3 separate regions of the Mus musculus genome follow, and regions 2 and 3 are each linked to region 1. A link is a contact called in ENCODE Hi-C or POLR2A ChIA-PET data. All regions are on one chromosome and are shown on one strand. The core of a region is the stretch at or near the end of the contact, and the rest is flanking DNA. Distances in the headings are between cores, read along the strand shown. Region 1 holds the start of Hspd1 (heat shock protein 1 (chaperonin)). Region 2 holds the start of Mob4 (MOB family member 4, phocein). Region 3 holds the start of Coq10b (coenzyme Q10B).

Region 1 (3,017 bases), core at 202-2,701:
ATAAAACAGTCATTTTCCTGAATGGGAGGTTCTTTGTGAATTGAAATTTGACTTGAAATTCTTCCCCCCAAAAATGCCATTGTAATTCATTTTTTTAATTACCAAAGGAATTCCCCTCCTTCCACATCACACTGGAATTCAGTACCACTCCAGGGGCACCAGTTTACCTTTCCTTTCCCTCCTGACCCCACAGCCACGACCGTTGCTTGCAACACTTTTCCTTGAGACTTTTCTGGAAGCATAATGCCACCTTTGGTTACAGTTTCGGCAGCACTCCTTTCAACCAATACTCTGTCAAAGAGCGGAAGAAACTTCCTAAAAGCTTGTCCAGCCTGTGGAGAGAAATGTGATCAAACAGAGTGTAAGTTCGAAGTGTCAGAACACGAACAGTTAAGACCACCGCAAGCCTTAACTCTCAACAGGTCAAAACTGACCTGTTCCAAAAAGGACAAGAAAATTCAAGTGTACTTTTAGAATATACTCAGTGTTCCACTCTATATAGGACAAACTGAGTTTCATTTCCCTGTCTGGTGTGTGTGTGTGTGTGGTGGTGGTGGTGGGGGGGGGTCTTCATTACTAATCAGCAATCGCCACCTTGATCTATTCCAAGGTCAAACATTTCTTTAATTTTTTTAAAAATTCGAATAACGGGGGAGTGGCGTCACTTTTCGAGCCTGGATCTTAGTCTTTCTCCAACATAGGACACATCCACTGAAGCCCTGCCAGGGCAGGTGGGCTTCTGCGTGTGCATCGGGTTCCCGCCCCCTGCCCCAGACGCTTTGTCGCACACGTGCGTGCGGCAAAGCCATGGTGGAGAGAGAAATGGCCTCGCTTCTGCAGAGCCATGGGCGGACACCGGACACTGACCAGACCCCGGACCCCTGTCCTATTAGTCCCAAAGCGCACAAGGGTTCGCCGTGGGCCGCAGGCCGAACTGGACCCGCAGGCCTGCCAACCACGAGACACTCACCATGACTCTCGCCTTCGCCGCCACCACCGCAGCTCCGGACTCTGAACTCGGGCCGCTGCTGCAAGGAGAGTCCTGCTGGCCGGCTGGGACACGTGAAAAGGCCGCGCAGCGCGCAGGCGCACTCAGCCCCCCGAGCGTGAGAGGGGGCGGCCACGCCGACGCGCGCGCCGATTGGTGGCGAGGGCTCCGCGCAAGGGGGCCGACGCGGGCGGCCGGAGGCGGAAGAAAAGGGGAGCACTTTCTAGGCTTTTCCAGGCCGGCCGCCGAGGTGAAAGAACGAGCCCCCCTCCCGGAAATGACGCCACTTGACCTTTCACCCACGGGACGCGCGGGGCCTTCCGGAAGGTTCTAGAACGGACCGTGGCCCAGGAACCAGCGTAGGGCGGCGGGAGAGGGCTGAGGCCGCAGAGCTGAGGCGGCTCTGGTACGGAGGGCGGGGCCGCGCGCGCCGCATGCAGATTGCAGGGCCCCGGCGTGGGAGAGAGCGGGGGGCGCGCGCGCGCACACGCGGGGCCGCGGGGCGGGGCGGGGAGGGAGGGGACTCGGGCTCATTGCGGTGCGCGCCCAGAGCTGGGTCCCTCACTCGCCGCAGACGGCCTGCCTCGCCTCGTGCTCTCCTGCCGCCGCCCCGCAGGTACGCGGCCTCGGCGTGCAGGGCGCCCCGGCGCTCGCGGGGGGCTGCTTGCAGCGCGGACCGAGCACGGAGGACTAGGGGGAGAAGTCTGGCAGCGACGCCGCAGGCTCGGCTCACTTGTCCAGGCCCAGCGGGGCCACGCTGGTTTCATCACGTGTGGCGGGGACCACGCGATCCAGGCCGAGCGCCGGAGCAAGGGCGGGCTAGGGTGGAAGCAACTTGGGCCCTCTGGTGCCACCTGCGCCTGGCGCACTGCAGGACTCTGTGGGAGGGTGGTCGGGGTCCTTTAGTCCCCGGTGGCCGCGGCGGTCCGGTGTTCACTTTGACCTTGCTCGGGGCTCCTGGTCGGGAAGACACGTGGGGCCGCGAGGCTGGACTGACCTACTGTCTTTTCCTCCGGCCTTGCTAGCTGCTGTGTTACCGTAGCTTCGGGTGGATACCTGGCGACACACTCAGAGGGTTTTGCACCGTCATGAGTACTTCTGTAGTTCTCTAGGCAATTGCATTTAGAACCTGCCTTGCTTGCACCAACTTGATTTTTTTCCTTTGGACACTTTTCGGAGTGGATCTGCTCCCAAGGCCGCTTTGGCAGTGAAAGATTAACTTGAGAGGGCAGAGTGGGTGGCCATGGGGATGTGGTTTTCTGTGCTTTGTGCTTATGCTGTTGGTCAGGCTTGGGGTCAGCCTCCATGATCAGTTGGCTAGCAGATTATGCCCTGAATCTGCAGCGCCCAGGCATGGTGGTTAGCAGAGGACAGCCCAGCTCCAATCTAGCCTCCCATGTTTTGAAGCACCGTTGGACAAGTTTGTAGTGATTTTTCTTTTTTCCTTCCCCAGAAATGCTTCGACTACCCACAGTCCTTCGCCAGATGAGACCAGTGTCCCGGGCACTGGCTCCTCATCTCACTCGGGCCTATGCCAAAGATGTAAAATTTGGTGCGGACGCTCGAGCCTTAATGCTTCAAGGTGTAGACCTTTTAGCAGATGCTGTAGCTGTTACAATGGGGCCAAAGGTACCAGTATACTTAAATGGTGTTAAAGAATATAGTAGCTGCAAGACAGCAATTTGTTATCAAGTTTTGTGAAAAATCTAATTTGCATGTGGTACAACTTAGTGGTCTAGAGGTGTTATTTAGTCAGGAGGTCTATTGGTCATTCTACCACCATGGTGTCCTTACTACTGCTCCAGGCGATTTGGGGGACTTTTGTACATTGTGATGTAATAGAGTAGTAATATCTCAAGGAGGATTTTCAAACTATAGTCATGATTTTGTGCATGCTTGCATTAAATTTTGGATCTCGTCCCAGTAGTTAGAGGGTATAGAGGGGAAAGTACAACTTAAGTCTAATAATACCTCAAAGTATATAGCTGTAATGTGAGAGTTCACTCATTGTGCTGAAATACTCCAACAC
Region 2 (3,017 bases), core at 375-2,874, 43 kb before region 1:
ATCTGAAAACAAGAACCCTTAGAAAGAAGAGTTGTTAAATAGTAGAAAGTATACATAGTATACAAATTTCCAACCCAATCAAGGCAAACTGACAGCTCATGACTCAATGGTTTTTGACTCAAAAGCAATTCTCTAGGGCTAGAGATGTAGCTCAATTGATAGGTGTCATTCCCCAACACTGTATAAGCCCTGAATGGTGGTATGTATTGTAAGTCTAGCCCCCAGAGTTTCGGCAAACAGAGTCCAAGGTCACCTTCAACTATATAGTATAATTCGAGGGTAGCCTGACTTTGAGAACCTTCAAAATCCATAATAAATAGCAAGTCTCTAAATTGGATGTGTGTGTATGGGGGAGGCAGGTGGATCTCGGAGTTCGAGGCCAACCTAGTCTACAGAGCTACTTCCAGGAAAGTCAAGGCTACACAGGGAAACCCTTGAGAGAGAGAGAGAGAGAGAGAGAGAGAAGAGAGAGAAGAGAGAAAGAAGAAAGACAAAAGAAAGAAAAGAAAAACAGTAACTCTCTAAAACTCAGTAGCATTAAGTATTTTGATTTCCACTTGACCCTAAAAATTACATTTTAACAGAAAAAGTTTACTCAGTACACGGTAAGAGGCAGCAGGCTGGGCAGCAACAAGAACACAGCCTGCTAAAATTACATTTTAAACATATCTCTTTTGATTTTAGAACTTCTACTCAACGACTCAACCCATTTCCAAAGGCTGATTAATCCTATCAAGTTTGAATGTCAACGTGGGTGGTTTTTTTTTTTGGGGGGGGGGTCTTTTCCGTTCTTTTCTGTTCTTTTTTACTGTGAAGCATCCCTGGTTTGCAAGTCCTAAGAAGCACCAATTTACTCCCCATAGTGCCCTACTATTATTTTGATGTATATAATCAGTTCATTCCGACTATTGTCCACGCGCATTAGCATGAATATACGCAAGGAATGACATGTAACAAGTCACAACCTGGTGCCGAAAACTTGCTGGACCAGAGAACAGCTGCAGGGAAGCCGAAGGGAGTGGTGGCAAAGACAAACAACAGGAGGATAACGCAAACTAGTGCCACCTGCATCCGGCTAGACCAACTGGATGGAGCCGACCGGCAGGTACGTCACCGGCCAAGCTTGCTCCCGGTGAGGTGGGCAGTGTTTACAGCCCTCGACGCCGGCGGTCCCGACGCGGGGACAGCCCCCTGGTCCCCAGCTGGCCCACCCCACACCCGGGCGCCGTCAGCTGCCACTCACAGCAGGCAGCGCAGCAGCAGCCGCTGGTGACAAGCGTCAGCCCCGGGCCTCGGCGAACACAGCGGGGTCCTGCGTCTAGCAGGCCTCCAGGGCGGCCGGCGCCGGCTCGGCTGCCTCCGGGGCCGCGGCTCCGGAAGCGCAGGCCAGCCACCGCGGCCACGGCCCCCACCCGCTCGCCCTGGCCTCTCCTAGACGGAGTCCCGCCAGCAGGAGAGCCCCGGCTCGGCCCCGCCAACTCTGTGACAGGAAAGCCGTAGGGACGATACCTGCGCCTTGGTGCCTGGCCTGTTCCGCCTCAGCACTGCCGTCCCCTCCGCCATGACCATAGTGCCAGAGTCTGGGCGGCTGGCGTCGGTACCCGGATGTGGGGGCCGGCAGCTTGCGCGGGGGGCGGGGCACGGCGGGGCTCAGCGCTGCGGCGGCGGGGAGGGGCGGCAGCCTGCGGAACAGCCGCCGCCCGCGCGGAGCACCATGGGAAGAGTGCCGAGCCCGCGGCTCCGGCGGAGGGAGGAGCACAGAATGAACAGCCGGCGGAGCTCCGCCGAGGCCGAAAAGGAAGATGCGACCGGAAGCTGGGGTAGAGAGCCGCTTCCAAGGTCTGTGGTGCAGGTGACCCAAGCCTGCGTCACTTGTGGGTGTTTGTCCTTCAGCTGTCTATAGACTGGAAGGGCAGTTTGCACAATAGTGACCATCTCAGAAAAGCGAAATGAGAACATAATTCTCCACCCCAGATAATCTGGTAAATTTTTATAGAATCTTCATGGATTAACCCAATCTAGAATCAGATTGGCTGGGTCGGTTAAAGGGAAGACAGGAGGTACTGATAAATCTTGCTTCTAGGGTCCTCTTACTGAAAAGCCAAGGACTCTTTCAATGACAAGTTGGTTTCCGTAGATAAAAGACTCAATGCTAAATTAAAAAAAAAAATGCCCATCATGAGATAGAAAGCGCACATCTGTTATTGTGTGTTAGAGTTAAAATAAACTCACATTTTTGCAAGTCGGAAGCAGGAGGAAATGAATAGCCCTTGATGGCTTTTATGAATTCTGTATCTTAACAAAATTCCAAGTTTCTCGTGTTTTTAAGTGTGATGTTTTTTGTGTGTTTTCTTTTGTTGTTGTTTTGGTTTTGTGTTTTCTTTTTTTGGAGACAGCGTCTCCCTGATGTTCCTTGAATTTAAGAGATTTGTTTTGAGTGCTGGGACCAACGGAGTACACGGCATGCCCGGCCAGGCTTAGGGGTTCATGTGTAATCCAACCCAGGTGATCCCACACCTTTTTCTGAATCCCTTGGGCGCATGCAGGTAAAAAGCTTACACACATTAAATAAATAAGCAAGTAAATAAGCAAAACAGTTAAAAGAATTGTTTAGAATTCAAAGCCAGCATGGGCTACATAGAGAGTTCCAGGCCAGGCAGGGCTACAGAGCAAGACTTAAATCTTCTCTCAATCTTTCCCAAAATAAGAAAAAAAACACAGCATTTTTACCAGAATCTTTTTTTTTTCCAAACAAGAAAAGTTTGTTTTGGTTTATAGTACCATGGGACACCTGGTGAGGAAGTTGTGGACACTGGGTAAGTGCTCTTTATAACTTCAAGAGCATGGGGTTCAGAAACAGAGGTCTTAAGCTGGAGGCAGAAGCTGGTATCTGCATCAAGACCCGCCCAAAGTGAGCCACTTCTCAGAGCTGGGCCATGGTTAGAATTACACAACCTCCAAATCGAATCTCAAGCTGAACACCAAGTGTTCCAACATAAGAGCTGCGGCGGGGCAGA
Region 3 (3,017 bases), core at 232-2,731, 35 kb after region 1:
ACAAGTGAGTACTGTAACATATTGAAAACAGACTTTGTAATCACTAATATTCCAAAACTACTCTCTCAAATAACATATTACATTAAAGGCCAGAACACAAGATAATGTAATACTTTTATGCATTTATATACCATTTTTGTTGCCTTTTTTTTTTTTAGATCCAGTCACTTGGTATTTCCCAGGCTGAGGCTGGTATGGACTTTCTGAGCATGAGCCTCGGACCATAAGCAGCAAAGCAACATTTAATCAGTAATATAAGCAGTATGTCCTGCTTGAAAAGCTATCTTTTGAGGATAAACTACCCGATTTCACAGTTTCAACATGTTTGTGTAAGATTTGGAGATGAAGCATGGCTGCTAGTTTCTGTTTGTTTTTGAGACAAATCTTACCTTGTAGCTCTGGCTGATATGCAACTAGCTACACAGACCAGGCTGGCCTCCAAAGCACCAGACCTGGCCTCTTGGCTGACATTTTAAAGTCTTCATTCAACCAAAATGTTCTGAAACCCAGGCAAGAGTTGGACTTTCTCCTCTGTAATGTATACATATTGATTCATCTCAAATACCAATTTTCTTTTCTTTTGGTCCTGAGACAGGGGCTCACTTTGTAGTTCGGGTTGGCCTTGAACCCACCGCGATACTTACTTGACTTTATTGCTAAAATTACAGGTGTGAGCCGCCACTCTGAGTTAATTTTAATTTTTGAGAATACTTTATTACAGTCTTATTTGTAATAGAAAACTGCATTGTAGACTTATAGTGTCCTTCAGGTCTCTAGGTTCATCTCCACCTAAAGGACCAAGCAGGAAAACCGAGGACAGAGCCATCTTCAAGGTTACAGGACCTCAAAGTTACAGTGTAGTGAAAAAAACAACAGGTCCTCTTTGTTGGCTGTGTTTCATTTTGCAAGCGCTGAGTGGCCGGGGTCAAAGAACTCCACAGCAAGTGAGAGAGCGTCTGACAAGCGGTTCACCGCCAGGACACGCACTCCCACGGCCCGGGAGCCGGCGCTCTCGGGCGCAGTTAAACTTTCCCGACGGCCGCCGCCCACCTCTTGGAGACCGGAAGGGCGGGAGCCGGAGACCCGGCTGCTTGTCCGTCCTCCCACGGCCGTCTCGTCGCTGACTCACCCCGATAATATGAGGTGCACGCAGACCAGCCGGCCGAGCGCCGCGCCCCGGGTCTCCGGAGCCGACTAGGGTCAGCGCCCCGGCCACAGGCCCGTCCCGAACCCGCCGCCCGGAAAACCTCCGCTCGCTACCTGACGTCGCGCGCAGACCCCCGCGCCGGGGCTTCCGTCACGGTGGTCGACTTCGGATGGCACCCCGATGCCACCCTCGCCAGGGCCCTCTGACTGGTCCGAGCTGCCATGATCATCTTTGTGAAGCCGGTAGCCAACGCGGGCACCCGGAACGAGGCGCCGCCCTCAGGCCGGCCTGGAGGGACGGCTCCTGCGCCTCTCAGCCAATCCGGGAGCCCTCTGAGCAGCTGGACACGCCTCTTCCCACTAAGTCCCTCCCAACCCCATGACGCCACGCTGACGCTAGGCTGACGCACGTGTCCAGTGCCGCCTCGGGACAGCCAATCGGGGCGCGGATCTCCGGGACACGCTCTGCTCCTGCCAGGAGTCTGCCACTTATGTAATCTTCGTGACGAACTCCTGGGTTCACCTACGGTCCGGGTTTTTTCCTGGAGCTATTTGGGGTCGAGTCTCGAGGCTCGGCTCGTGAGGGCCGCCCTGCCGGGGGAGGAAAGCCCAGGAGCTGGCTAATTATGTAACTGCCTCCCACACCCACCCCACCCAGCGCTGGCCCAGCGTGTTTTCGCTCCTGCTGCCGAGCCTGGCAGATTTTACTGTGTATTGACGATCTCAAACGGTACCTGCTGTGCTGACCCTGAGGTGTTGTTCAGAGAGCAACTTCGGGTCATACCGCCCCGAACAGGCCCAGTGACCTGTCAGTTCTAGCTGCCTTCTTCATACGTGGCCAAGATATGGTGTAGTGTTGCCTTTATGATCCAGGTTTTTCTCATTCTATACAAAGCAACAATTTTGCTTGCCACATTCAGGGATTGGATGAGGTCCTGACTTACATATAAGGGAGGGGCACACGTAACAAACGCATATGTGAAGGTCAGAGTCTTCCCATGTGGGTCTAAGGAATAAGAACTCACTTAACAGGCTTGCATAGCGATTGTTTTTTTTTAAATGATTAGCCATCTCACTGACTCTAATACAGTTTTTTAAAAAATAGAATTATATTTTATTACTATATGAATGTACGTGTGTGATGTGTGTTTGGCTTATGAAAGTCAGACGGCACATTTGTGAAGTCACCTCTTCACCTTCCATCTTTATGTGGGTTCCTGGAGATTCAATTTGAGTCATCAGACTTGCACAGCAAGTTCTACCCAGTAGGCCATCCTGCCTGCTGCATTTGGTTAGCAGAGCTTGAGGAATAAATGAGATTGTTGGTTAAACATAGGCAATAATATATTTTGAAAGACTTACTAGATGTTGGAGGTGTGAATGAGTCTGTCTCCTCACATAGCTCATATTCCAAAAGGGAAGATAGAACTAATGTGTACTGCATTATCGGGTAATTATGTGACTTGTATGTGGTGGTTTGAATATGCTTAGCCCATGGGAAGTGGTACTATTAGGAAGTGTAGCATTGTTGGAGTAGGTTTGGGCTTGTTGGAGGAGGTGAGTCACTGTAGGAGTGAGCTTTGAGGTCCAAAGCTTAAGCTTTGGCCAGAGCAGAAGAGACCCTCCTCCTGGCTGCCTGGAAAAGGGCATCTCTTCCCACCTGCTTCTGAGTCAAGATGTAGAACTCTTGGCTTCTCCAGGACATGTTTGACTGTACACTGTCATGCTTCGTGCCGTGATAATGGACAGAACCTCTGAAATCAGCCTCAATTAAATGTTGTCCTTTATAAAAAGTTGCTTTGGTCATGGTGTCTCTTCATACCAATAGAAACCCTAAGATGTGGAGAAAAAAAAAAAAAGAGTAGAGCACA

Evidence for each region. Hi-C counts contacts between places; a loop is a spot of excess contacts on that map. ChIA-PET counts read pairs that join two places held with the same protein, here RNA polymerase II (POLR2A).
Region 2: a loop to region 1 is called in a map of left cerebral cortex, with 7 times the contacts of the local background. The contact joins the promoter of Mob4 here to the promoter of Hspd1 in region 1. A Hi-C loop is called at or near these places in 22 of 37 maps with a recorded cell type or tissue (T-helper 1 cell, T-helper 2 cell, adrenal gland and 8 more). POLR2A ChIA-PET finds 5 or more read pairs at or near these places in 4 of 5 experiments (Patski and embryonic stem cell).
Region 3: a map of gastrocnemius shows a loop between it and region 1 (5-fold over the local background). The contact joins the promoter of Coq10b here to the promoter of Hspd1 in region 1. A Hi-C loop is called at or near these places in 8 of 37 maps with a recorded cell type or tissue (gastrocnemius, heart and left cerebral cortex). POLR2A ChIA-PET finds 5 or more read pairs at or near these places in 4 of 5 experiments (Patski and embryonic stem cell).

What each region holds. Positions count from the first base shown.
Region 1 is chr1:55,086,366-55,089,382 of GRCm38, reverse strand. Hspd1 (heat shock protein 1 (chaperonin)) reads left to right here and starts at 1,451. Exons shown (of 12, transcript NM_010477.4): 1 at 1,451-1,604; 2 at 2,442-2,617. The coding sequence starts at 2,444. It overlaps Hspe1 (heat shock protein 1 (chaperonin 10)), which reads right to left and starts at 1,235. Exons shown (of 4, transcript NM_008303.4): 1 at 971-1,235; 2 at 168-332. The coding sequence starts at 973.
Region 2 is chr1:55,129,852-55,132,868 of GRCm38, reverse strand. Mob4 (MOB family member 4, phocein) reads right to left here and starts at 1,624. Exons shown (of 8, transcript NM_025283.3): 1 at 1,510-1,624. The coding sequence starts at 1,569.
Region 3 is chr1:55,051,234-55,054,250 of GRCm38, reverse strand. Coq10b (coenzyme Q10B) reads right to left here and starts at 1,481. Exons shown (of 5, transcript NM_001039710.1): 1 at 1,261-1,481. The coding sequence starts at 1,376.